Linked DNA regions of Mus musculus: all the other regions are linked to region 4. The links are chromatin loops, found by intact Hi-C in ENCODE. Cell type or tissue: gastrocnemius. All regions are shown on one strand. Links, peaks and the distances in the headings refer to the core of each region. The heading gives the core; the rest is flanking DNA. Region 1 overlaps Frmd6 (FERM domain containing 6). Region 2 overlaps Frmd6 (FERM domain containing 6). Region 3 holds the start of L3hypdh (L-3-hydroxyproline dehydratase (trans-)). Region 4 holds the start of Frmd6 (FERM domain containing 6).

Region 1 (6,049 bases), core at 1,372-5,371, 52 kb before region 4:
ACACAAGCTGGACGTGCCAGAAGCTGGGCGCTTGCAGTCTGCATAGCGACGTTGTGCTTCTCACTCCCTTAGTGGGAACAAACCGAGGGGCAAGCCTGGCCTCCCTGTTTGATGGTCCTTGATTGTTCCCCTCCTTAGCGCATCACAGATGCTCTACAGCACGTAAAACGCTTATAGGAGATCTGAGCACCAGTGGCTTGTTACTTTCCCCGCTGCCCCGAGGATGAAAGAACCAATGCTTTCCTTGAAGAACATGCCTTGTTCTACAGGAGGAGGAGGATGCTTTATGGAGTGTTTTCACGGGCACAAGCCTCGACAACCATGACACTCCCTCCACAAGGAAATGCTAATAGTGCACGCTCGAGTCCACCCAAGCCAGAAATAAATCCAGTCCACCGAATAGGTGAATGGGCAGTGCTGGCAGGGGTGCTAGCAGGGGTGGGTGGGTCACAGGACCTCTAGTCACATCAGAAGAAATGTTCATGAGCAGATTATAATTAAGGAAAACAACTGTGGCTGTGTGCGCCTTCAGGGAGGTCCCTGGCCTCTACCTGCGGTCACAGCTCACCAGCAGATGATAACAGAAACATATGTGCCTAAGACCAAGACCAGGGCTAAGGATGAAGAGCTTAAGGGGAAGGCATCTGTGGAATTCTTTTCCCGAGGATAGGGCACTACTCAGTGCTGTTGGATGGTGTATGTATGTATGTGTCTGTGTGTATGTGGGGCGGGGGCGGGGGCACAGAGATAAAGGGTTAACATTCATTAGCCCTATGGGGTTTACTCGTGGCTAAGTCATCTATTTTCCTTCTTTACAGGGCATTCCATCCCTACCATATAAAGTGGGTGTGCACTTCATGCAGGCGAAGGCTGACTAATGACCTTTCTAGGCCTTAGAAATATGCTCTATGTACTAATACTCCTTACTCTTACTTTGCACCTGCTGACGACAGAAAATAGCAAATGCTAGCTTTTCATGGAACATTAGCCCCGCGTATTTCTTCTTTCATATGAAGGTCTCTCAAAGTTTAAAAGGAAAAGGAAAACAAGCTCATGTTTCCTGTAGTTTCTGTTCGCTGAAGTGTAATCTCTAGCACTGAATCCCACACCAAAGAAAGAGGTTCACAACCAGCTAAGTCTAGTTTACACCCTGACACGGATCATGCATCCGTTTCCAAGAAGATAGAGTCTGTTCTCCGCCCCTCAGCTTGCACCCTTGATTTCATAGGAAGCTCCCCCTTCTCCAGGCTCACACTTAGTTTCTTGTTGTTTTTCAAGAAGGGGTTTCTCTATGTATCCCTGGCTGTCCTGGGACTCATTCTGTAGACCAGGCTGGCCGCAGAGATCTGCCTGCCTCTGCCTTCCAAGTGCTGGGATTAAAGATGTGTGCTTACTCTTAATTTTTAAACTAGTGATTAAGAGTACGAGCAAGACCTCAAGTGAAGGGGAAACCAGGCTAATGGAAAACCAAGGAGTTTGAGAGTTTGTGGCCCTGTCCCTCTTGGGAAAGAATATAAGCATATTTAATAAATCTTGTTCCAAAACACTGACAGCTCCTTTGGGCTGAGTGTGCAAATGTGAGCTGGTGGCATTAACGTTTTCTCCCTCAGCCTGCCACACTCAGGAAGAAACCAATGTGCCTCTGGTGTGGTGGGCACCAAGAATACAAGAATGTGAAGAAACAAGCAAAGCCCCAAGTGCTGCTGCTGCTGCAGCGTTTATGTGCTAACAGGCGGAAGGCAGGCAGCGCTGGCACCAGGATGTGCTTGGTGTCTGCCGAAAGAAGCGCTGCAGAGGGCACCGAGGCTCCGGCCCGTGGCCTGTTCTCATACCTGATCAGCTTCCCATTCTCCACGTAGTACTGCACCCGGAAGTGGATGATCATGGGGGGCCCAAACTGGTCGATGCCCTGAGACAGAGACACATGCAGTGAGCTGTGTTTTGTTATCTCCAAGACAGGCATCAAACACAACCACGCTACCGTCACTTGCAAGGCACATTTCCAAACACAAACAGGCTCATCTGTTCCTAACATGGGGCTTGTAGCAGCGGAAAGTTGTCCCACACGGGCACCAGGTCCACATCCGACCAAGAAGTTACAACGTAAAGCAGGGCACCCTCCCTCTCCGGATTCTCACTCGCCTGCTTGCCATGCTGCCAATGGCAACATAAGGGAAGATAAAAATAAATGTCATGGAAATTTCTAGCTGAGAGCCGGCTCCTGGCCCAGCTCTGTTCCCTGCAGTGACCATTTGCTCCCTATTACAAATGCTGTCTTGTTCCCTCAGCATTCCACACAGCACATTCTAGCACACAGCTTGTTTACTTAAATGTTGGGGGCTTTGCTCTGCAGTTGGCTTTGAAGTCCCCTTCCAGCTTAGCCCAAGAATCCTGCACTGCTATGGGAGGATCCCCTGCACTGATATGGAGGATCCCCTGCACTGCTATGGAGGATCCCCTGCACTGCTATGGAGGATCCCCTGCACTGCTATGGAGGATCCCCTGCACTGCTATGGAGGATCCCCTGCACTGCTATGGGAGGATCCCTTGCACTGCTATGGAGGATCCCCTGCACTGCTATGGGAGGATCTGGGATTGGATGTAACTTCATTCCTGACTCACTAGGTGATGGCAGAAACTACGGGGACCAGCCTGTGATTTCCCCTTCCCCCAACCTGACTGATATTAACTACATAAAGATACCATGCTGTACAGTGAAACAACAAAAGCTTGGATGCAAGAACCATAAAAAAAGCAAATTTAAAAATTACTAAAGCCTCCTACAAGTTTTGACAACACTGTCACAGGAGAAAATCAGATCCTCTCTCCTGCTTTTCACTGTAAAGCACTACCCCATGATTATGAAAACATTGTAACCTATCGGTTTATGCTGTCAGGTACTCACATCTGATCCACAAGGCATTTCAGTGCTTATAATTCATTTCCCCTTTTCAGTTTCTACTGGGTAAATTATTGCCTATGATTTTTTTTATTCTAACGTGACAGCTAAAATAAACATTTTTACAGAATAAAAAGAATTTTGCGTATAAATGTAATCTCACCCAAGTGACTTCGTATTGCCGTACCTTGCTGGCCTCCTTTTTCCATTCTTTTGGACAATACTTATAAAGCTTTTGTGACAATTCCATATATACATGTTCATTATCTGCACATTAAAAAAAGAGAGAGAGATGCTAAAGAAAAAAGATTTGTTTCAAAGAAAAAAAAAACTACCCAAAGCTACAATTCCAGAAACCAGCCTCCTGATCTGAGAATGTTGCATAAGGACACAAAAGGACACAAGGGCACAAGCTGGACATTACTGAGCTGACGGGGTCTTTTGCTTCTGCAACACAGCACTCGAGATTCTAGAGGATGAAAAGCTTAGAAGACATGTGGTTTCTAATGACCACATGTGCTTAGCTTCCAGGATCTTTACAGACCACTGAGCGTCCATTCCTGTGGACACACAGCTTAGAGAAACACTTCGGTTTAGTGGGGAGAAGAATCTTCTCATAGGTGAAAAATGCTGACACAGCAGTACTGTGCTCGGTCGCTCTGAACACTGGGGCATTGATGGTAGCACATGTCCAAGCATGGGCCAACACCTGCTTTCTGAGGAGTTGGCTTTTAAAACATCCATTCTGTGTTCCCCACACCAGGGCACGAGCTTGCCAGAAGGACAAACCGGCCCTCGGTCTGCCTTCAGGATCTATCCACACAAGAGAAAAGTCTTGCGGAAAAACAATATTTGACTCCAAACAATCCCTCAAGTGGGGCTGGAGTGGTGACATGTTTTTAAAGGGAACAGAAAATCTGTCTCCTGGAACTTACATAATGTGAGCGGAACATAAGGAAACAAGCCGGGCCAAACACATTTTTTTTCTTTAACTTTTCTTTGAGAGAATTTTTTGCAAAGATCTATTCCACAGGAGAAGTCCTTGGCATTCCGATTTTGTACAAGGCTTTAATTAATACATGCGCATGCACACACGCACACCCTCACACACACACATGCGCGCGCACGTGCACGCGCACACACACACACACACACACACACACACACACACACACTCACACACACTCACTCACTCCAGCTAATTTTTTCTCCATCACTAAAGGCATCCTCTTCTGGATGCTCCATAACGACCTTCCCAATGAAGGGACGTGCACCATTCTCATTCCAGGAAGATGTGAGCTGACTGCACAGTAAAACCCTGATGAACGCTGGGGTTGACTGGAAGATGTCATTGAAAACGGAAGCTACTCTGTCTGTAAGTGGGCTGTTCAGGCCTCTTAACATCTTCCACTTAACCCAACACCCAGGTCAGTAGAAGCTGCCTCCTAGCCTTTCATCTTTCTGACTGAACATGACTCTGACTAGTGTGTGGTTTGAGCTCCTGTTGGAAGCAGCACAATGATGACCAGAAGGGAGACTGCTCAGAGCAGCACATGCATATTTACATTTTATTTTTATTGAAAATAAATTCTTCATAGACTATATTCTGATCGTGGTTTCCCCTCCCCATTCCTTCTATATCCTCTCTCCCTTCCATTCCCACCCAATTCCATGCTTCCTCTAGTTCTTTAGAAAAAAAAATGCTAATAATAAAAATCAGAATTTAAAAAACAAAACAAAGAAAAAGCACGAGAAACATACACACACCCACACAAATAACACCCACACAAATGCAAAATCAGAAACAATAATATACAAACAAAAGAACAGTTAAGATAAAAAATACCCAAACAAAGCAATACAAGACAAAATGTCTACAAAAATACCATTGAGTATTGTGTTGGTCATCTCCCGCTGGGCATGGGGCCTTCCCTTAAGTGTGGTGTGTATACCCAGTGAGACGCCACTAGAAAAAAACTAAGCTTTCCTGTAAGTGGTTGTTAATTAGAGATAGCGTCTGGGTTAGGAATGGGCACTCCTTCCCCCTCTCAGCCTGAGACCCTTGTCTAGCTGCGACCTGTGCAGCCCTCGTGTGCTGCCAGAGTCTCGGGGAGTCTGTGAGCACAGTGCACACCTTAAATTACCTTTATGTGTCTGTCACTTGACAGTGTGACCAGAGCTATCTAGCTTGAGAACTCTGGGTAGCTGGACACATATAGACTGGTAGACACAAACTGAGCAGAAGAGCTGCGTTCCCCTTCCCAAACTTTGCCCTAGACTACTCTGTACCTCTGTAATATCCTTTATATATAATATACTCCTAAATGTGCGAGCAAATAAGCCAGGTTTCTCACTGTTGAAGAAAGAAGCCATAAGCAATGGAAAGAAGAGGCGGACTGAATCTCATGGAACTGGATTGTCATCAGAAGTGTTAACTCGAGCTCACGGATATCACAGAAAGTGTGTGGAGGAACTTTTGCCAAAACTAACATCACCATAAGGACATAAATAATTAGTGTGCCCCATGATACTGTACAGTGAGAATGGCACTTTATCATTTATCTGATATCCCCACCCAAATCACGCATAACCTGAATTAACCATAAGGAAACATAAACCAAACCCAAATTAAAGGACATTCCACAAAGTAACCTGACTGTTCTCTTAAAAAAAGAAAAGGGGGAGGAAAAAAAAAAAGCCAAGGCCACAAGGGAGGCTGAGGGGTGGCTGAAGAATAAAGACTTGAAACCAGACCATCTGTGACTATGATGGACAGTCCTAGGACCCCTGGAGAAAACTAAAGACTACTTAGCACTGGGGCATGGACTTCCTGATTGTAATGTTGCCACGTGGTTACGTAGAAGATGCTGCTGGTCTCACGTGTGGAGAGATGGGAAACAGGAAGGTAGATCACAGATGGAGGAAGAAATGTTGGTGTTAATACCTAAGGAGACTCTCATTGTCTTCTTGGAACTTTGAAATTATTTCAATACAAAACTGAAAGAATGGCATTGTGATTCTTGCTATTTAGATGGATTTTTAAAGAGTGTTAGATTGACTGAATCTTAAAAATGCCAATGTTCAAAGTACATTCTTTCCAACTATTGAACAGACAGTGACAATTTCAGTCACCAATTTAAAATGGTGTGA
Region 2 (6,049 bases), core at 624-4,623, 59 kb before region 4:
TCTGACTTTATGGTTTTCAAATCCTGTAGCTTTCCTAGCTCCCTATCTGTGATTCAAAAAGGACAGACAAGTGACCAAACACCGAGGGCTCTCCCTCAGAAGGTTGATAGTGCTATTTTACTAATTGCTGATATGATATACATTCCGTTGTGTATGTATATGTGTATATAAATGATAAACCTTAAGCCATTTTAACTGTAAGGAAAAAACAGTACAATTAAAAAACGTGCTCAGATTTGGCCAATCTTCAAGGACTTATGTGTAATGAGTAAGGCATGAAGCCTTAAAAGTTACTAATAAATATTCTTTTTTTTTACCAGATATTATAAGACAATAGATGAATATTGTCAAATCTTTATTAAATTCAAAGGATGCTTTGGCTTATCTTATATGCCTGGGTATTTTCCCTGGCTGTATGTCTGTGCACCACCCATGTACTCAGGGCTGGCAGAAGCTGAAGTGGGTGTTAGACGCCCTGGAACTGGAGTAATGATGGCTGTGAGCCACTGCTTGGATGGCAGGCATAGAACCCATGTCCTGAGAAAGCGCAACAAGTACCCCAAAGCACTGAGCCACCTCTCCAGCCCCTGGGTCTTTATTAAGTTTAAGGCCAGTTTTCTCAGGATCACAGGAAGAAGCATTAGAAAGCATGGTCTTGCCTGGCCTGTCTCTGGCATGGAAAGGCACATGCAGTGCTGGGCTCAACGGAGCCTGCTCCATCAGCACACACTCAGGGCAGGTTCCCTCCCCAGGCGATGTCCACGCTTTCTGAAGTAAGCCTGGGGCCAAGGCAGTGCTGTAGTTCACGTCTGAGACGTGTATGGGAAACCAGGCAAAAGGTGCTTCCTTCAGAACGGTCTGCTTCCCCTTATGAGCTGCCCGTATGTGAGTCAGATGCAACGGTTTGACTTCTCCAAGTGGGCGGTGTCTGTCAGGTACCAGTAACTCATCTCCCCGCTTCAGTTACAGCTTTTGTTAAATGTCTTTTTAAAGCAGATATTTTCTATACAATGCAGAACTATATACTAAGCAAATTTTCTTTTTCTTTTTTCAAAAAGATTAATTTGTACACATCAGTTTTATTGAAAGATTAATTTCTAATCAGATTTCTTTAAACTAGCAAATAAAGCAATAGCAGCGATACGTTCTGAACACTTGCTGATGTCACAGGCGTCCTGCCTTGCCGTGTCAGGACTGTTAGTTACTGCATGGACCCCTCTGGCCTTCACAGTGCAGTGTCTCCCTTATTCAAGAGATGGCCCATGACCAGTACAGCTGCCCAGATCCCCAGGGCCTCTAACTGACATCCCATCCCAAGGCCGGACTCTGTCCAGTGTACTGTTTATATTTCTAATATACTTCAGAATAGGAGCCGACTGTCCCAGACGCCACTTATAGGAATTTTCTTGTGTAGAGTGAGATGTCAGAATGAAATTTCTCAGAAAAAGTGAGTCAGCCCTTTAGGAATTTCGACAGAGATCTACGGTCCTCCATATGCCTTCCTAGGATGGAGAGGCAGTAATTTGAGGGAGCCGGAGGGAGGGAGAGAGAAGAAAGGAGGGAAAGGGAGGGAGGGAGGGAAGGAGGGAGGGAGGGAGGAAAGTAGAGGGAGAGGGAGGGAGGGAGGGAGGGAGGGAGAGGGAGGGAGGGAGAGGGAGTGTTCTGAGCTTTGGAACCAGCCAGGAAGTTACATTTAGTAACATGACCACCCAGCAATATGACCAAACATATTCTCCCCGGACAATGGTCCCATTTATATTAACTCAGCGTAAGGGGTGCGGTAGGGACAACCAACATATCAACAAAATCCCATGCTGATCATCATGCCTGTCATGTGACAGGTATGGCTCACTGATCAATTCCCACAGTCCTAAGGGGTAGGTAGGTCCCAGTGTCCTTTAACCTATGAGAAATCTGAAGCACAGAGATGTTAAATGCTTGCCTTGGGTCACATAGTAAGGAGCCAAACTGGGATTCAACCCACGGTCAGACCCCACGGGCCATGTTTTAACAACTTCGTCCCACTGGGTTTGCAAATATACCCTGAGTACTTAGAAGAATCCAGTTCTAGTCAGGAATGACCCTTGTCAGGATAGGGAAGATACAGAGAGGAGCACGGAAGAGAAGGCAGAGCACGCTGAGGCCCAGCATGAGTGTGCAGAGCATCTTCACAGCGCTCTGTGGAAAGGAGGCCTGGGATACATAGGATGCAAAGAGAATACGGAGCACCCGAGTCCCTGAGGCAACTAACTGATCACAGAAACTCTGTCACCCAGGAGCCTGGGCTGCAATCCACATTTCTGCCACTTGGTTTTGCAACCTTAGTGAATTATTTAACTTTTTTAAGCCTCAAGTTTCCTGGCTTATAAAATGATCACTTTTTATACAGTGTGGGGGTTTGAAGGAAAAAAAGGAGGCATACGGTGCTCTGTCTGCACTGGGGTCGGTGGGAACATTCCCACAATTAAAGGAATATAATGAGGGTGGGGCTTTCACAGGGCAATACTACAATAACATTCACCAAACATCTTGCAAAGGTTACTCTTCCAGGCAGAAAAAGAACTATAGCATAAGGCCCTCAGAGGCAGATCACCATCGCAGCCCTTCGTTATCACACGTTACAAACATTTAAGAACTCTAACATGCTGCTTCCGGGCTAGACCACGGAGGCCTGACACGTGTAACCAAGGGCAGGCCAAAAGAAGAGCTTCCCACAGCTTGTTGTAAGAGGAAAGCAGAGTTCTCAGGCGAGCTGAAATCTCGCGCAGGAAGGAGGGTTTTCCTACCTTGTACAGTCTGTAGTAATGGATGGCGACGTCGTCCAGTCGGACGGCTTCTTTGATGTACTTTAGGTAGGCCTCGGAGGCCGTCAGGGCAAACTGGTCCTTGTGCATGTTTGGGATGTGTTTCAGGATGTAGTCCTTCCCCCGCTTGGAAACAACCTGTGGGGACACCGTGCCCCAACCGACAAGAGGATGAGAAGCTAATTCAGGCCACATGAAGCTGGATACTTCTCACTAGAAAATTCTAATTTTTATCCCATTTTCGCTGTCTTCTTAGGCTACCGGGAGGAACCAGTTAAGGTTGTAAGATATAACGCCCACTTGGTAGAACAAACAATCGTAATTGGGGAAAACAGATTCTTTTGGTTTAAAGAGTCACCGACGTGAGCAGAAGTCCCACGCAAACTGAAGTAATTTCACATACTTCACGGATTACGCTCTTAAACGATGGTACTGTGGGAAGAAATGATGTCAGGGAACAGCTGCAGGACTGAAGTCCCACTAACTCCCACAATCCCCCACACAGAACGTGAGACTAGAAACGTTCATCTGGGGAAGGTAAAGGACCAGGCGGGACTCTTTGGAACACTGGTTTTCACAGGAAAGGCCAGGAACTCTACTTGAAAACACAGGAGGAAACGGTTTCGATTCAACACGCCCTCCCTGTGATTTGCTGGGGCTTAGAATTGGATGGGGTCCACTGAGCTTTCTTTCTTCCTTTCTTTCTTTCTTTCTTTCTTTCTTTCTTTCTTTCTTTCTTTCTTTCTTTCTTTCTTTCTTTCTTTCTTTCTTTTTTAAGATTTATTTATTTATTATATGTAAGTACACTGTAGCTGTCTTCAGACGCACCAGAAGAGGGAGTCAGATCTCGTTAGGGATGGTTGTGAGCCACTATGTGGTTGCTGGGATTTGAACTCAGGACCTCCGGAAGAGCAGCAGGGTGCTCTTACCTGCTGAGCCATCTCACCAGCCCCCCACTGAGTTTTCAAATGTGAGTTACACCCTGCACCCGGTGGCTGCATACTGAGGGTGTTGGGAATGGCCATGCGGATTTCAGAAGGGTCTGAAAACACAAAAAGCCAGTGGCAACACGAGCAGAAGCAAGGGCTTCGGATGGTGGCAGTGGGGGACACTGGCGAGTTTTCAGCTCTAACGTGACTTCAGCATCTGTTGTTTGGTGCTTACTTTTCATACTTCACAAAGGATTCTACATGGAGGCCGGTGGTGGCCCACACCTTTAATCCCAGCACTCAGGAGGCAGAGGCAGGAGCATTTCTGTGAGTGCTAAGCCACCCTGGTCTGCATAGGCAGTTTCAGGGAAGCTGGGGCTGCAGAGAGAAACCCTGCTTGGGGCTGCGGTGGGTTCAGAAGTTTAAGGCACCCCAGCAGCTGTGTGGACACATCTGTAGAGTCACCAGCTGGATGGTGCCAGAGCATCCAGTCTAAGAAATCAACCAGATCCTGGAGTTGCACACTTGGGAGCCAGGACTTCACACCACAGGTGACTGGGGAGTTCCTGCAGGTACTGTGTAAAGTAAGAGGCTCGCTCCTCTCAGAGCAAGCTGGGGGACACCGAAGCAGGAATAGCTCTGCAACACTGTGCTGAGCTCTGAGACCCAGGGAGGGAACGCCAAACGGAAGGATGCAGTAGACTTAGAAGGAAACCAATAGTGACAAAATAGGGACTAAGCAGGGTAACAGGAAATGGAGTGGGCACATCAGAGCATGTGGGTAGGAATGTGGCAGAGGCACAGTGCCAAGCCAAGTCCATGTGATGCCAGGTTCTGGCAACTGGGCCTATGGCAGCCTCCAGCCCTCTGACAACAGGGGAACAGAGGTAGGGCTGTTTCTGTGGAGGTGGGGGAGGGAGGAGTGTGATTGGGGGTGTTCCGAGTCTGTGGAACTAAGGAATGAGTAGCCACCTCACTGTACAGGGCAGGCATATTTAGGCATTACCTGCATATTCTGAAGGTAGGCATGAAAAACCGTGATTGGGATGAAATCTCCCTGGTGTAAGTGGCTAGGTGCCAAGGGCAGCAGAAAAATTCAGCAAAAGGAGAAGAGAGCGCCTACTGAATCAGGCAACATAAAGGGCATGAATGACCCGAGAGATGGCATGTGCTTGCCTGAAGGGGAGCAGGTGGGGGAAGAGGACCGAGGAACGCACACGGATGGGAAGGAAGCTGCCAGAAAGTCAAGCACACTTGGCCTATCTTTTGGGAAGCCAGCCAGGCGGTTCTGCTTTGTGGACGCAGGTGACCCATTGTTCCGGTGAACATCAACAGTAGGGGAGAGAGCCTGAGCCAGAGCCGAGGCCACAGAAGAGAGGGACAGAGCGGCCTGCAGGAGGACTGGCAACCCCAACAGGCTACGGAGCATGTGTGTGAGCCTACTCCTGCCAGAATGACCTACATCTATCTATCTTCTCCTGACAGAAGGGGACGGCTCCTCGCCTGGCAGGGAAGGACACAGAGGTCAGAGCCAAATGTTGATTCAGAGTTGTTTTCTCAGCCCATTAAAACTGTGAATGATCTCATCGCTTGAGAAGTAATCATTTTCCCTCAAAGGGGAAAAATACAATTCACCGGGAGGATGGAGAGTGTCGCCGCTAGCCAGGCGTGGGCTTGCACACCTTCAGTCCCTGCACCTGGGAGGTGGAAGCAGGTGGATCTCTGTGAGTTCAAGGCCAGTCTGGTCTAGAAAGTGAGTTCCAGGACAGCAAGGGATGCACAGAGAAACCCTGCTTAAAAAACAAAACAAACCGCCACCCCCCCAAAACAAAAAACCCCAGAGTATCACTGCTATGCACATTCCAACACGGGGCTGGGTAAGCTGAAGTTCTTCTGCATTTAAGATGGCCAGAGAGCCTCCTCAGTCATGAGCAGACTAGGAAAGATTCCCAGCCTCCGATTGGTAGTTGGGCATCACAGCGATTTCCCTGGGCCCAGAACATGCAGGCTCATCTCTTGAAGAGGCTTGTGTCTGAACAGGCAGTATGGAGAATCCAGACAGTACCTACCCATGCCGGGAAGTAAGCCTCTGGCTCAAAGTAGTCTCCGTGGTGCAGTTTCCTTTTGAAGTTGCCGAGGTCAGCTTGCAGTGCAAAGGCTGCCAGCAGGAAGTAGGCCTCCTCTCTGAGCACACACTGGGAGTGCAGCACCTGTTTCCGTAGGTGCCAGTAATAATAGTATCTTGCAATTCGGTCACTAGAAAATACGGGAAAACAGCAGTCATGTTTTGGTGGAATGTTACAAGCACATGCCAAC
Region 3 (6,049 bases), core at 1,043-5,042, 1.3 Mb before region 4:
TTCTTATACATTCATGAATATATTTAACAAAAAAAAAATCTACATGTACAACGTTTCCAGAACAAACAAATCTTACAATGAAATAATATCAACATAGGACTTACCCCACATTCTCCATAGATTTCACTTGAGCCATTTTTAAATAATAGGGTCTTCCCACAGTAGAGTCCAAGGCATGCTGGTTGAATATCGACAGCTTTTTAAAAACAAATGCCAGTATAGTAACATCTTTTGTGATTATAAACAAGAGTAGCCTGAGAATAGCTGAAGTAACTGACAACAACTATCTCAACCTCACTTTAAAATTACATAACAGACAAGTCTCGACACACTGTCACACTGTGACAGCACAGAAAGTTATACTTGCATCTTGCTGCTCTTCTGGAGTCTCCTATTCTAACCAGCACAGCAGGTTCTAGCCCCAGACACCTAACCCTGAATCTTCCCAATGGCTCTAGGAAGCCAGTCCCTATGATTGGAGTTTAGAGTTTCATTGGTTATAAGGTCATAAGAACTATTATTATTATTATTATTATTATTATTATTATTATTATTATTATTATTGAAATCCCTGATAGGGGCCAGAGAGGTAGCTCTGGTAAAAGCGCTTGATGAGCACGCCTGACTAACTCAGGAGTCTTGACTTCTAGAGCCCATGGTAAAGAGGACTCCAGAGAGCTGTCTCCTGACCTCCATGTGTGGGCTGTAGCAGGCACACCCCCAGCCCCATGCCTATCATACACCATACACAAGCACACAACTTAAAATTTTAATTAAAAGAAATCACGGGGGCTGGAAAGATGGCTCAGCGGTTAAGAGCACAGACTGCTCTTCCGAAGGTCCTGAGTTCAAATCCCAGCAACCACATGGTGGGTCACAACCATCCTTAATGAGATCTGATGCCCTCTTCTGGTGTGTCTGAAGACAGAGACAGTGTACTCACATACATAAAATAAATAAATAAAACTTAAAAAAAAAAGAAAGAAAAGAAAAGAAAAATCTCGGATAGAAAGCCACTTGTAGTGAGAATTCAAAATACTATGCTTTCATTTTAGTCTCAGGCATGGGGATGGGATATGAGGCTGCTTCACAGCAGCTGACTGTGATTCGCCTCGGGCTCTAGCAGAAGGTTCCTGCAGTTGTGTGACGTTTAGAATTCTGGAAACTCTTCAGAGAGTAATGGTAGGGCTCTGAGAGGCAGGGTAGGGGTGGTTGGTCGTTGAGGAGGTTTGGGTGCAGTCAGTGGCTATGTTCAAAGAAGAAACAAGAAGAAATTCAAGGAGCTCTATTCCCCTCCCCCATCCTTCCTTCTCTCCTATCTGGTGACAGGGGATGAAACTGGGAGAAAGGAGGACCAGAGAGTGTATGTCGGGGGAAAAAGAATCTGCAAAGCAGCAAAGGCCAGCTACAAGCAAAGAAGAAGCAAGAAAAAAATTAGATTCAGAGATCTTTATTATCTAAACACCCCCCCCCCCCCACCTGTGCATCTTTCTCTCCTATCTATTGATAAGGAGTGGTAAAACTACAAAGACCAGCTACAGTCACTATTCTTCATTTGGCCAAATAGAGACACTGGGCACACAGACTCATTTTTTATTCATAACAGAAATGCTGAATTGTCCACATTCTGAAAAGAGAACTTCAGAGCAGAAGGTAGGTCTTTAAAACAAATCAATTCACCTCCATATCAAAGCATTAGCCCAGTTTTTATGATTTTTGACAAGGGTAGATCCCATCAGTGCTGGCACTGAGCTTCTGAGCAATTACTTGAGAACAATCAATTTCTTGCAATCAATTTCTTAAAGGGATGAGGGGAATTAAAAACAGCTCTTTTAAGACAAAAACCCGAGGATCTCCAAATTATCTAAGACTTCATCGAAGAGAAATTACTCCTCTGTATCAGTGACACCTGATCCTCTACACCAATTATGGAAAGTGCTGCTCAAAGCCACAAAGGTACTCAGAGGACGATGGCAGTGAGGCTGGCTTCTGTAAGAATCTGCCATTTGCTATGAAATGAATCCAAAACAATGCTGGCCTACGTGTGAATTTACACGTGTTATTATTGCTGAACAATAATTTCCTCAAACTTTTCATGTGGAGACTCTGGTTACAAGGCCCTTTCTCCTTTCAAATTCCTGGAGAACAGTTTTGTTTTTTGTTTTTGTTTTTTTTGTTGTTGTTGTTGTTGTTTTTTGGGGGGACTTATGTTGCCGAGGGAAAACAGAAAAAAGTCTGAAATGTCTCATGTTTGATATTTTCACTTTACCAAGTATCTGACATCTTTTTTTTAAAAAAATTCTTCTTTATTTTATAATCTTAAAAACAAACTTTTATTATTATAGTATTGTGTTTTCATGTGTATTTGTGTTTTGCCTGCATTTATGTCTGTGCACCATGTACCAGCCAAGTTCCCGCAGAGGCCAAAAGAGGAGAAAGTCAGAAAGGGATATAGGAGCCACTGAACTGCAGTTACTAAGGGTCCTGAGCCGCTGTGGAGGTTCTGGGGATCAAACCCCACGAAAAGCAGCAAGTGCTCTTAATCACTGAGCCATCTCTCCAGCCAATCCTTAACACCTTTTTTAAACACAACTGAACTGTAATGAGAAGGAAGTCCCTTCTCCATGGGCTTTGCGTCTAAAAGATCTCAAAACCAAGGCCAACAAACCAAAGCTCATTTACCTAACGAGAAGAATCTGTACAACCTTTCATAGCCATTGGTGAGCTATAGCTAAAATGTTGTCCTTGTTTTTTTCTGCAGCAGTCTAAGACCCTTTGTGAAGGGCTTAATGTATTTACATTTGATGTCCAGTGTAATAGTGCACGCCTTTCAACCCAGCACTATGGAGGCGGAGGCAGGTGGAACTCTGCGTTCGAGGTTAGCCTGGTCTACAGAGCAAGTTCCAGGTCGACTAAGGCTACAAGGACAAACCCTGTCTTGAAAAACAACTATTACATTTGAGGTTGAAAAAGCAAGTCTCGTGGCAATTAGGTTCTGCTTCCTTGTCCTGTTCTAACTCTGCTTCTAATTCTGAAGTCAACCACCAGGAATGCTTTCCTGGACAAGAACAAAGGGACTGAAGGAAGGGACACAGGAAGAGCACAACAAAGACTCAGCCTTTAATTCTGCACAAGCGCTCTTCTCCAGCCATTCTGGAGCAGACCATCCCAACCCCGGGAGAAGTCAGTGCCTGGGCTCAGCGCAGCCAAGGGCCAGGCTGCTCGCTGCAGCAGAGCTGTCGGCCCGATGGCGAGCCCAAGACAATGCGAGGAAAAGCAATAGGAAAAAAGGACAGAGACACGCCCGCAGCCTAATCGACCACTTACCCATTGGCCACACTAGGTTCCCCTGAGAAGCCGGGGATCAGCGGGTCCGAACGCAGCGCCCGAACATCCGGGCCACAGCGCTCTCAGCCGCTCCGCCTCCCGCTAGCCTGGCAAGCACGCTGGAACCCCGCCCCTGCTACATTCGGCTCCGAGTCCCGCCCCACCACCGCTTCCCCCGCTAGGGGTGTCGGGGGTGCACGCGGCGGACTTCCAGGCCTAGGATTCCCAGAAACCTAGTTTCCTAATCTAGGCTTGGAAGCCTCTCTCTCTCTCTCTCTCTCTCTCTCTCTCTCTCTCTCTCTCTCTCTCGCTTCCGGGTTTGAGCTCAGAGGCTCCACCTTTTCCGGGTCCAGACTCAGGTCTCGTCCCCGCCCTGCCTCCAACTTGAACTGGTCTCCACCGCCTCCAGTGTCTCTTTGAAGGGGCCCTGAGGTCCCGCCCCCGTTTCCTAGACGAAGCTCGTAGCTCCGCCCACCCCGTGCATTCAAGTCGCCGAGGCCTCGCTCCTACCCTGCATTGAGGTCTCCGAGGACCGCCCCCATCGTGCGGGCTAGTTTTCTAGGCACCGCCTCCGCAGAGTAGTCTCTGGAGCCCCGCCCCTATTTTATTGGCTCCTTTTCTAGGCCCTGCCCCTGCCGCGTGTCTAGTCTCCGAGGCCCCGCCCCCGCCGAGCAGTCCAGCCTCCGAGCCCCGCCCCGCTGCTGGAGCAAGTTCCGAAGCCCCGCCCCCTCCGTGTGTTCAAACCTCTGGAGCCACGCCCCCATTTGGGGGGTCTAGTTTTCTAATCCCTGCCCACGCTCCCTGTCCTGTCGCCCAGGCTCGCCCCTGTTGGGAGTCTAACTCTGAATCCTGCTAGCTCGGGCGCGCCCAGTCTAAGATTCCGGACGCTGGTCGCTGGGTGATCTCTGCTCGCCGGCTTGGCCCTGAGATTGCCACCGGTTCTGCGCGTTCTCCCGTTGGGTTTGGCGCTTTCTCCCTGCTTGGAGAGAGCACCACCGCGCTGTGCGGCAGTCCCTGGACGCAGACAATGGAGGCGGCGCTGGCAGTGACCCGGCTGCCCCCAAACGACCCGAGGACGCCAGCACTGTCGGTGGTGGACATGCACACAGGCGGCGAGCCTCTGCGCATCGTGCACGCCGGGTGTCCGGAGGTGGCAGGGCCCACGTTGCTGGCCAAGCGTCGCTACATGCGTCAACACCTCGACTACATCCGGCGGCGGCTCGTGTTCGAGCCCCGCGGCCACCGGGACATGTACGGGGCCATCCTGGTGCCCAGTGAGCTGCCAGACGCACACCTAGGCGTCCTGTTCTTGCACAACGAAGGCTACAGCTCCATGTGCGGTCACGCGGTGCTAGCGCTGGGCCGCTTCGCGCTCGACTTTGGACTGGTGCCCGCTCCCCCAAAAGGCGCCCGGGAGGCTCAGGTCAACATCCACTGCCCGTGTGGTCTGGTGACCGCCTTCGTAGAGTGTGAAGGTGGCCGCAGTTGCGGCCCTGTGCGCTTCCACAGCGTCCCAGCCTTTGTCCTGGCCTCAGGTAAAGGGTGAGACTCACTAGACCCGGTTGAGACAATCCGCGAATCTAACCACTGCTCTGTGGCTGAATATATCTGCGCAACTAACCCACCCTGCCTGCCCTTGCGATTAATAAAAAGGTAATTCCAAATTACTGCAAACACGCTTCAGTGTCTTTGCCTTACAGGTTTGGTGGATGCAATTCTGCTGTCCTGCTGAGCGGATCCATGCTCACAAGGCCTGGGGGGAGCTTAGAGTGGAATGCGGATGAATTGTGCGCTTCCTTTTTTTAAGATCCTCATTCCTTGCTTGTCAGGATTCATAGCCGCTTCACAGTAGACTGAAGTTAAGGACCAAAGGACAGTGTGTGTACCAGAGTTCGAGCATAGCTTAGAATATGCTTGGTAAGAACTAAATGACTCTGAAAGGCACTAAATTTGTAAGCAAAGCTATTGCTGTCCTTGTTGAGAAACAAAGTCCTTGGCTGGACACACAAGTTCACAACCCCTCAAAAGCCATCCAACCTTAGGCAAAGTTCACAGACTCCTTGACTGAGTCTGTACCTTCATTTTATCTCAGAGGTTTTTGTGGTTAGTAATGAGGGTATGAAACATTGTTAAAATTTTTTTTTCTTAAATTAATGAGTGTTCATTGTTTTATTGTTTTGAGACAGGGGGTCACTGTGTAGCCCTGGCTGGAATGGAACCCTGGAATTTCTACGTTGACTAGGCTGGCCCACTTCTTGAGTACTGGTAGATTTTTTTTTTAAAGATTTATTTATTTATTATATGTAAGTACACTGTAGCTGTCTTCAGACACTCCAGAAGAGGGCGTCAGATCTTGTTAGAGATGGTTGTGAGCCACCATGTGGTTGCTGGGATTTGAATTCCGGACCTTTGGAAGAGCAGTCGGGTGCTCTTACCCACTGAGCCATCTCACCAGCCCAGAATTTTTTAAATATCTGAAAAAAAAATATTCGTCAAGAAACAGAGACTTCAAGATATGTAGGATTGTTTCCTGGAGATACAGAAACATGGACGGGGTTTCTGGGTTCTATGGTATAGACTAAGCAGATAATCTGCATAATCGGGACATTTACAAAGAGGAGCATCCCTCTTAGGAATCAACTGGCAGCTGTTTTATCTCTCATCCCAGGTGTCCCTGTAGCAAGAGTACCCAGCATGCAACTTGCAGGGTCCATTTGCCCAG
Region 4 (6,049 bases), core at 685-4,684:
TACATTTCTACATCTGGACTGAATTAATCTCTTCTTGGTACTGGCTTTCATGTAATAAAATAATTGTTTGCAGGTTTTATTTAAAAAAAAGAAAAAGAAAGAAAACACGGCTCTAGAAATCAAAACGTAAAACATTCAAGTTGAAAACTACAAAGAATTCTTTTATCAGAAACTTAGTTGTGAGACAGGAGTCATTTACACAGAACTCTTAAAAACTGAGGACTCTGTCCAAAACAATTCTATTTGAAACCTGCATTCCAAGCAACTGCCACAAAAGGCTACACAGCCCATTATGTCATAAGTTCTGAAAGCCAAAAGCTTTATAAGCATAGTTAAATGTGGAATGGTCTCCAACAGCCCCCAATTCAGCCAACCCAGTTGAATGGCAGATTTTTAAAAAACCTGTATAGCATACGGGAGCATTTTGTTTTAAAAGGAGGGCTTCCAGCCTGCCCGTGTTGCTTTCGGGTATTTTCCTGTAAAGCTCGGGGTATCTCAAATCTACACCCTCAGACTGTGTATCTGAAACTGATGTCTTAACCCCTGCTAACCCCAAAAAGGAAGCGATGGGAAAGTCAGAAGATTTGCCTGGCTCAAAATGTTTTGAGCCCTGCAAGAGCTGTGACTGTGTCAGATCGCAGGTATTTCTGTAAGCCACTCAAAGCTGGTAGGTGGGCGGGGAAAGGGGGGGTAGTTCTTATTACAGTCAGTCTGCTTTCTGGAGAAGATATCCTGCAGATAACTTGATATAGGATATCCCCGGGGGGACCCTCGCCATCCAATAATCTACCAGAGGTCTCCTTTACTATAAAATATTAAGTGAGTATGTTTATAAACATACCCTCCCCTTAAAACCCTCACATTTCCATGTCAACCACCTCCAGTTGTGGAGTATTCTCATTTTTAACGTAAAACTATAATTTCTCAAAACCACACCCAAGGAAAATGATTAGGTGCTAGAAGTTTTACTACAAAGGACCGAAGCAAAAGGCATCTGTTTTCCTGCTCCATTCTGCTCTCTTCCCCTCCCCCACTCTCCATCCTGCAAGCCATTTGTAGGTCTTGGCTGTTACAACTTTCTACAGCACTCTCAATGCTCTAGATTCGGGATAAGAGAAAACAAACAAACAAAAACTCTTTTTGTCCTTTCAACAAAGTCGGGCCTAAATTTATGCTCTGTTCTTAAGAAAACTCAAAAGTCACAGGCCTTTTAAATGACAGATGTATTACGGAAAATTTTCCCCACAGAGTTTTTGATGCTGTGAAATATCAACTCCCTGAAACCACAGAAAGGAAATGACTTACATTCTTGGAAAATGAAGCCACTAGCAGTTTTCTCCAAAAGCATTCTCTAATCCCCAAACTACACACTGTGGCAACAGTGGGTATTTCGTGCAAAAACTAAATGTAGGTGGATGCTTCGAAGACCGGTAAACAAACACCACTCGGTCCAAAGAAAGGGGGGAATCATGCGTGGAAAATCTGGCAAGGTACGCTTTCCCTTCCACGTTCAAACGCGCCGAGAATCCTTGCACAAGTTTTCCTTCCTCGCAGTGGGCACTACACAGCTCCCGGGGTGCAATGCTAGCAAAACAGACTGGCCGCTTATATAAATAAATAAACAAATCCCCCAAAGGTGTAAGGGGGCCACTGAGCCAGAATTTCTTCCGACACTAGCCACACAACTGTACGGTCTGAAAATTGTTCCAGCTTTTATCTCAACTTTAAATGTGCTTGCTTTGACAGCTTTCCATCCATTCCTGCCTTTAAGAAAGCGCTCCACCATCAGGCTAAGCCATTCTAGAACTCCAAGTGTTGTTTAAATCCTGTAGACTTCACTTGGGTGGCCCCGAGCTGTCCACATCCCCGCTTTCCCGGAGGGGAGGCTAGTGGTCTCCTTTACCTGGTCGTGTTAAGTTCCTCCAGAAACCAAAATTCTGCAGGCCGCACCCGGGACTCGTGTGTCCCCAAGGCCCCCTTCAGGGTTTCCCACACTAGGCACTGGCGGGGATACCGGACAGACGCGCTGGGGTGCCTTCCCGAAGTGGGCTGTCCGGCCTGCGCGCACAACAGGCAATACCGCACATCGCTCGGGTACGCGGGACTCACGGCTCGTCCCAGCTAGTTACGGACGGGGCGCTACAGGCAGGCACCCCTCGAGCCAGAGTCTCGGAGATCGGGGCGCAGGAACGCAGAGCCCAGCCCCCTAGCTCCGCGCTTCCCTCGCGGCCGAGGCTGCCCGGGGGCCCCGGGCCTCCCGCCCCGGCGTGGGCGAGCTCCAACTCGCGGAGAGGCGACCTGCCCGCCCGGTGCCCGACGCCCAGAGCCCCGTGAGAAAGAAGAAAGACGCCGAGAGCGGCAAAGCCGGGAATCGCACTTTAGACCAGCAGGGGGCACAGCGGCGGCCAGGGCGCGCCGTCCCAGAAAGGGGGCCAGCAGGCCGGCGCCCGCTCCCGCGCGTACCTCCAAAGTCGACAGCGCCAGGCTTCCGACTCACAACCGGCGTCTGCTCCAGCGGCGCCGAGCCTACTCGCAGCTCCCAGCACTCCTGCTGCCGCCAGACCAACGCTGCAGCTGCCCCGCCCCCCGCCCACGCCTTCCGCTCCGCCCCCTCGAGTTCACGCCCACGGCCCGCCCGAGACACGCCCTCCCTGCTCGAGGCCCCGCCCCGCCCCAAATTGAAGGCGGAGACCGAGCAGCGGAAGAAGCAGAGAGCTGGGGTGATCGCGGCTGCACGTGGAGCGCTGCCCCCCCCCGCCCCGCCCCGCTCCGCCCCGGACCCAACCAAGAGTCCTGCGGAGGGGTGAAGAGACCCAGGGACCAGGGGACGCGGGTGACATCGGATAACCGAGTCGGGCTCAAGTGGGTTATATAGAGTGAGATATGCTTTGCATGCCTTTCCCAAAGGGACAGAGGCTTCGGTGCGAGGGTAATAGACTGTCCGCCCTCCCCTCCTTCGGAATGGTCCCCTTCTCCGCTCATGCCCCCCCCCCCCCCATCCTCCCGCACACCCTAGTCCCTAGCCTCTCCCTCACAGGCCTAGACGGGTTACCTGGGGGTGGTTGTTTTACGTGAGCTGCGGCTTAATAAATCTGAACTGGGGCGGCCCCTGCGAGAAGAGGAGATTTCGTGATTCCTCTATCCCCCTCCCGTCAGGCGCCCACTTCGACCTCACGGTTTTTATCCTGCATGTGGGCTGTGAGTGCCGCCTAAGCCCATCCGCCCCCGCTCAGTCTGTCTCCCCAGGTTGAAACAGCCGCTGCCTGTGGCCCTCAAAATGATGTGTACCCTTGGTGAAGGTTGCCGGCTTGGCTGTGAGCAGTGCAAAAGACAGCCCTAGAAGATTTCAATAACCCCAAAGATCCCAAGAGGAATGGAGGGTTCTTTGCTCCTTTTGGTAGTCGGGTAAAGAAGCGAAGTCCACTTGTTTGTGCTGCACCTATCTGGACCTGCTTAGGTGTCTAGCAGCTTAAGTGTGTGTGTGTGGTGGGGGCACTGCCACCCACAGTTACAAGCTTCTAAGTGTTTTGTGGATGGTGCTGCTCCAGTGAGGAGAATCTGAGATTCTAGCTTTTTCATGTAGGTGCAGACACCTGAGGAAGAACACTTGATACCCCATAGAAGCTGTATTTGAAATAGCTGATTGCTGTGATTAAACACCAAACCAAACCAAAGCGTTTATTTCTGCACACAGCTCTCAAGTCACACTGCGTCGCTGAGGGAAATCAAGACAAGAACTCAATGCAGAAACCCGGCATGGCCGTGGAAAAGTGTTTCTTACCGGCCAGGCTCAGCTTGCTTCTTTATGTATGTAGGACCACCAAGCCAGGGACTGTAGCCCCTCTCCCTTCCATGTGAGCTGGGCCCTTTGACATCAATCATCAATTAGAAAATTCACCAAAGGCCAGTGTGGTTGGGGGCAGGTCTCAAGAGTTGAAGTTCCCTCTTCCCAAATAATCTAGCTTGTGTCAAATTGACATAAAAACTAGCCAGCCAGCCTGGTGGGCCATGGTGGCGCAGACCTTTAATCCCAACCCACAGGAGGCAGAGATGGGCAGGTGGATCTCTGAGTTTGAGGCCAGCCTGGTCTACAGAGTGAGTTCCAGGACAGCCAGGACTACACAGAGAAACCTTGTCTTGGAAACAAAACAAAACAAACAAAAGACTCCAAAACAACTATCCAGCAGACCTTTCAATTGCCTTTCCATTTTGGAGACCGTGAATAGTAAGTTGTTGCTGGCTTCCACAAGTGTGAGCACGTACAAAAAAAGATATTTTTCTCTCTTTTTATATTTACTCCGGATGAGTGCAAATTGGGTATTAATTGGTAATCAACTGCTGTCTAATGAGATAAACCAGCATACAAACAAGAAACATAGTACTATTTTGGAAAAAAGTTTCCTAAATCTGACTTATTTTCAGGTTTCATATATGAGAATCTAGCAGAGAAAAAAACCCCAGCATATTGTTAGACTGTGAAACATAACTGTGATTATAAAGCAATTAGGTAACCCAAAGAGCAAAGTATCTTATGGAGCTTTTTTTAAAAAAAGAAAGTGTGAGATCAGACTTATTGTCCAGGGCTAGATTGTGGTAAAATTTACTATGTGAAATTTTTTTTTTCTGAATTGTAATGGTCATATTAACAGTGTGAAGACCACAATAATCACTCTTACATGATATATTTTTGTAAACCATTTCAAGCTATCTAAGTTGGTTTTATAAACTTTATAAAATGCCCCTTGGAAGCAGCATGCAGCCAACTAAAGGGGACTGAGAAAGGATGTGTTTCTTATCACAGGATGGGCTCTTAATGTGCTCCTTACAATGAAGAATGCAGCAGGTCTGTATGTGGTCTGGTTTTATCCTCTGACGATGGGATCTAGTTTATTTTCGCTGGTCCGATGAGATGTTTCTCTGAAGTGGAATACTTCACCAAGTGATGCATCCGTGCACATCTTCAATGATTACTTTTTCAGAAGCACTTACATATCATCATTTTTCGCGTTGTTTTTCTTTGGCTCTAGTCCATGGGTGTATTAAGTACTCCCAACAATGGAGCATAGGGTTAGCCCCGGGGTTCAAAGGTTAAAGACCCCCCTGAATCTTACAGCAGATTGGGAGGATGGGCGTGCTGTTCCAGAGCTGCAGCATCCTCAGTGGTGCCACAGAGATGCTCTGGAGCAGCAGTGCTCAGCCTGGAGCCTCCAGGAAAAACATCAGACACTGTGGGAACAGAAGTTTGCCTAGGAACCAGTCCTTCTCAAATCTGTCAGCATATTGGGATCACCCAGAGATTAGCAACGACTATGTACTGCCTGGATTATAGAAACGTGGCTTTGGAACATTTGTAATATCCCCATATTAAATGGAGAAATACTTGGGGGTCAGAGGTTAGAATGTTTTCAGGTAGGGACTCAGAGTAAGAGAGCATCCAGAAGCATGCCTTTCTTTTAAAGCATGATAACCGTACAACCGTCCTGAGAGTCGAGAGGAATACGAATTTAGTCTGTCTGTTTGTCTGTCTGTCTGTCTGTCTATAACAAGGTGTTGCTATGTATTCCCGATTAACTTCAACTTGTGGTAATTCTTGTCCTTTCTCTGATTTCTCAGTGTTCTCAGAGAGCCATTGAGGAATCAAGAGCTGAAACCCGGCGCTGGGTCTTTTAAGATCCACATGTAGACACAAAAGTCAGAAACTGGTGAGTTCACGCTGTGGGAATCCATCCCGACCGCTGCTCTGTTTTCTGTTGTGAGCCCTGTCCTGTCCTCCCCATCTGATGTGCAGTGAGAAGCCTCACTCTGAGACAGCATCTCATCTTCACAAGGAATCCCTCAAGAGCCCCTGAGTTAGCAGCAGTGTCCCTTTGGCCAGCCCTGCCACTGCCATGTGACCTGCAACTCCTAGAGCTCAGAGCCTTCCTTCAAACTGGGTCACATCTTTGCAGGAAAGGAAGACTGGGCAGGGCCCTCCTGGCCTTAATGTATGGAGCCTTCCTTCTAACTCTGTAGTATTTGAACATTCTAGTTTTCCAGGGCTGAGACTGTG

The links. Hi-C counts contacts between places; a loop is a spot of excess contacts. Peaks named below come from ENCODE experiments on the same cell type or tissue, not always from the same donor. Only the 100,000 strongest peaks of a DNase experiment are listed, where the experiment ranks them.
Region 1: it touches region 4 in a loop (4-fold over the local background); 12 of 42 quality-filtered maps call a loop at or near these places.
Region 2: a loop joins it to region 4, with 2.3 times the contacts of the local background. A loop is called at or near these places in 12 of 42 quality-filtered maps.
Region 3: a loop joins it to region 4, with 7 times the contacts of the local background. A loop is called at or near these places in 3 of 42 quality-filtered maps.

What each region holds. Positions count from the first base shown.
Region 1 is chr12:70,874,277-70,880,325 of GRCm38, reverse strand. It overlaps Frmd6 (FERM domain containing 6), which reads right to left. Exons shown (of 14, transcript NM_028127.3): 4 at 3,063-3,166; 5 at 1,833-1,909. Among named protein-coding and RNA genes, the nearest start is that of Gm32664, 26 kb to the left of the region's middle. In gastrocnemius, for the core only: no CTCF peak of the experiment used is centred there; DNase peaks (open chromatin) are centred at 1,831, 2,194 and 3,488; H3K4me3 peaks cover 730 bases; H3K27ac peaks cover 2,038 bases.
Region 2 is chr12:70,880,559-70,886,607 of GRCm38, reverse strand. It overlaps Frmd6 (FERM domain containing 6), which reads right to left. Exons shown (of 14, transcript NM_028127.3): 6 at 5,803-5,989; 7 at 2,787-2,942. Among named protein-coding and RNA genes, the nearest start is that of Gm32664, 20 kb to the left of the region's middle. In gastrocnemius, for the core only: a CTCF peak has its summit at 2,301; DNase peaks (open chromatin) are centred at 3,906 and 4,564; H3K27ac peaks cover 1,294 bases.
Region 3 is chr12:72,083,462-72,089,510 of GRCm38, reverse strand. L3hypdh (L-3-hydroxyproline dehydratase (trans-)) reads left to right here and starts at 4,198. Exons shown (of 5, transcript NM_026038.2): 1 at 4,198-4,862. The coding sequence starts at 4,355. Jkamp (JNK1/MAPK8-associated membrane protein) reads right to left here and starts at 3,672. Exons shown (of 7, transcript NM_024205.2): 1 at 3,328-3,672; 2 at 105-196. The coding sequence starts at 3,331. In gastrocnemius, for the core only: a CTCF peak has its summit at 3,487; DNase peaks (open chromatin) are centred at 2,887, 3,467, 3,901, 4,672 and 1 more place; H3K4me3 peaks cover 2,703 bases; H3K27ac peaks cover 2,940 bases.
Region 4 is chr12:70,821,988-70,828,036 of GRCm38, reverse strand. Frmd6 (FERM domain containing 6) reads right to left here and starts at 2,523. Exons shown (of 14, transcript NM_028127.3): 1 at 2,464-2,523. In gastrocnemius, for the core only: a CTCF peak has its summit at 2,396 (motif pointing right); DNase peaks (open chromatin) are centred at 1,019, 1,530, 2,639, 3,081 and 1 more place; H3K4me3 peaks cover 3,062 bases; H3K27ac peaks cover 3,228 bases.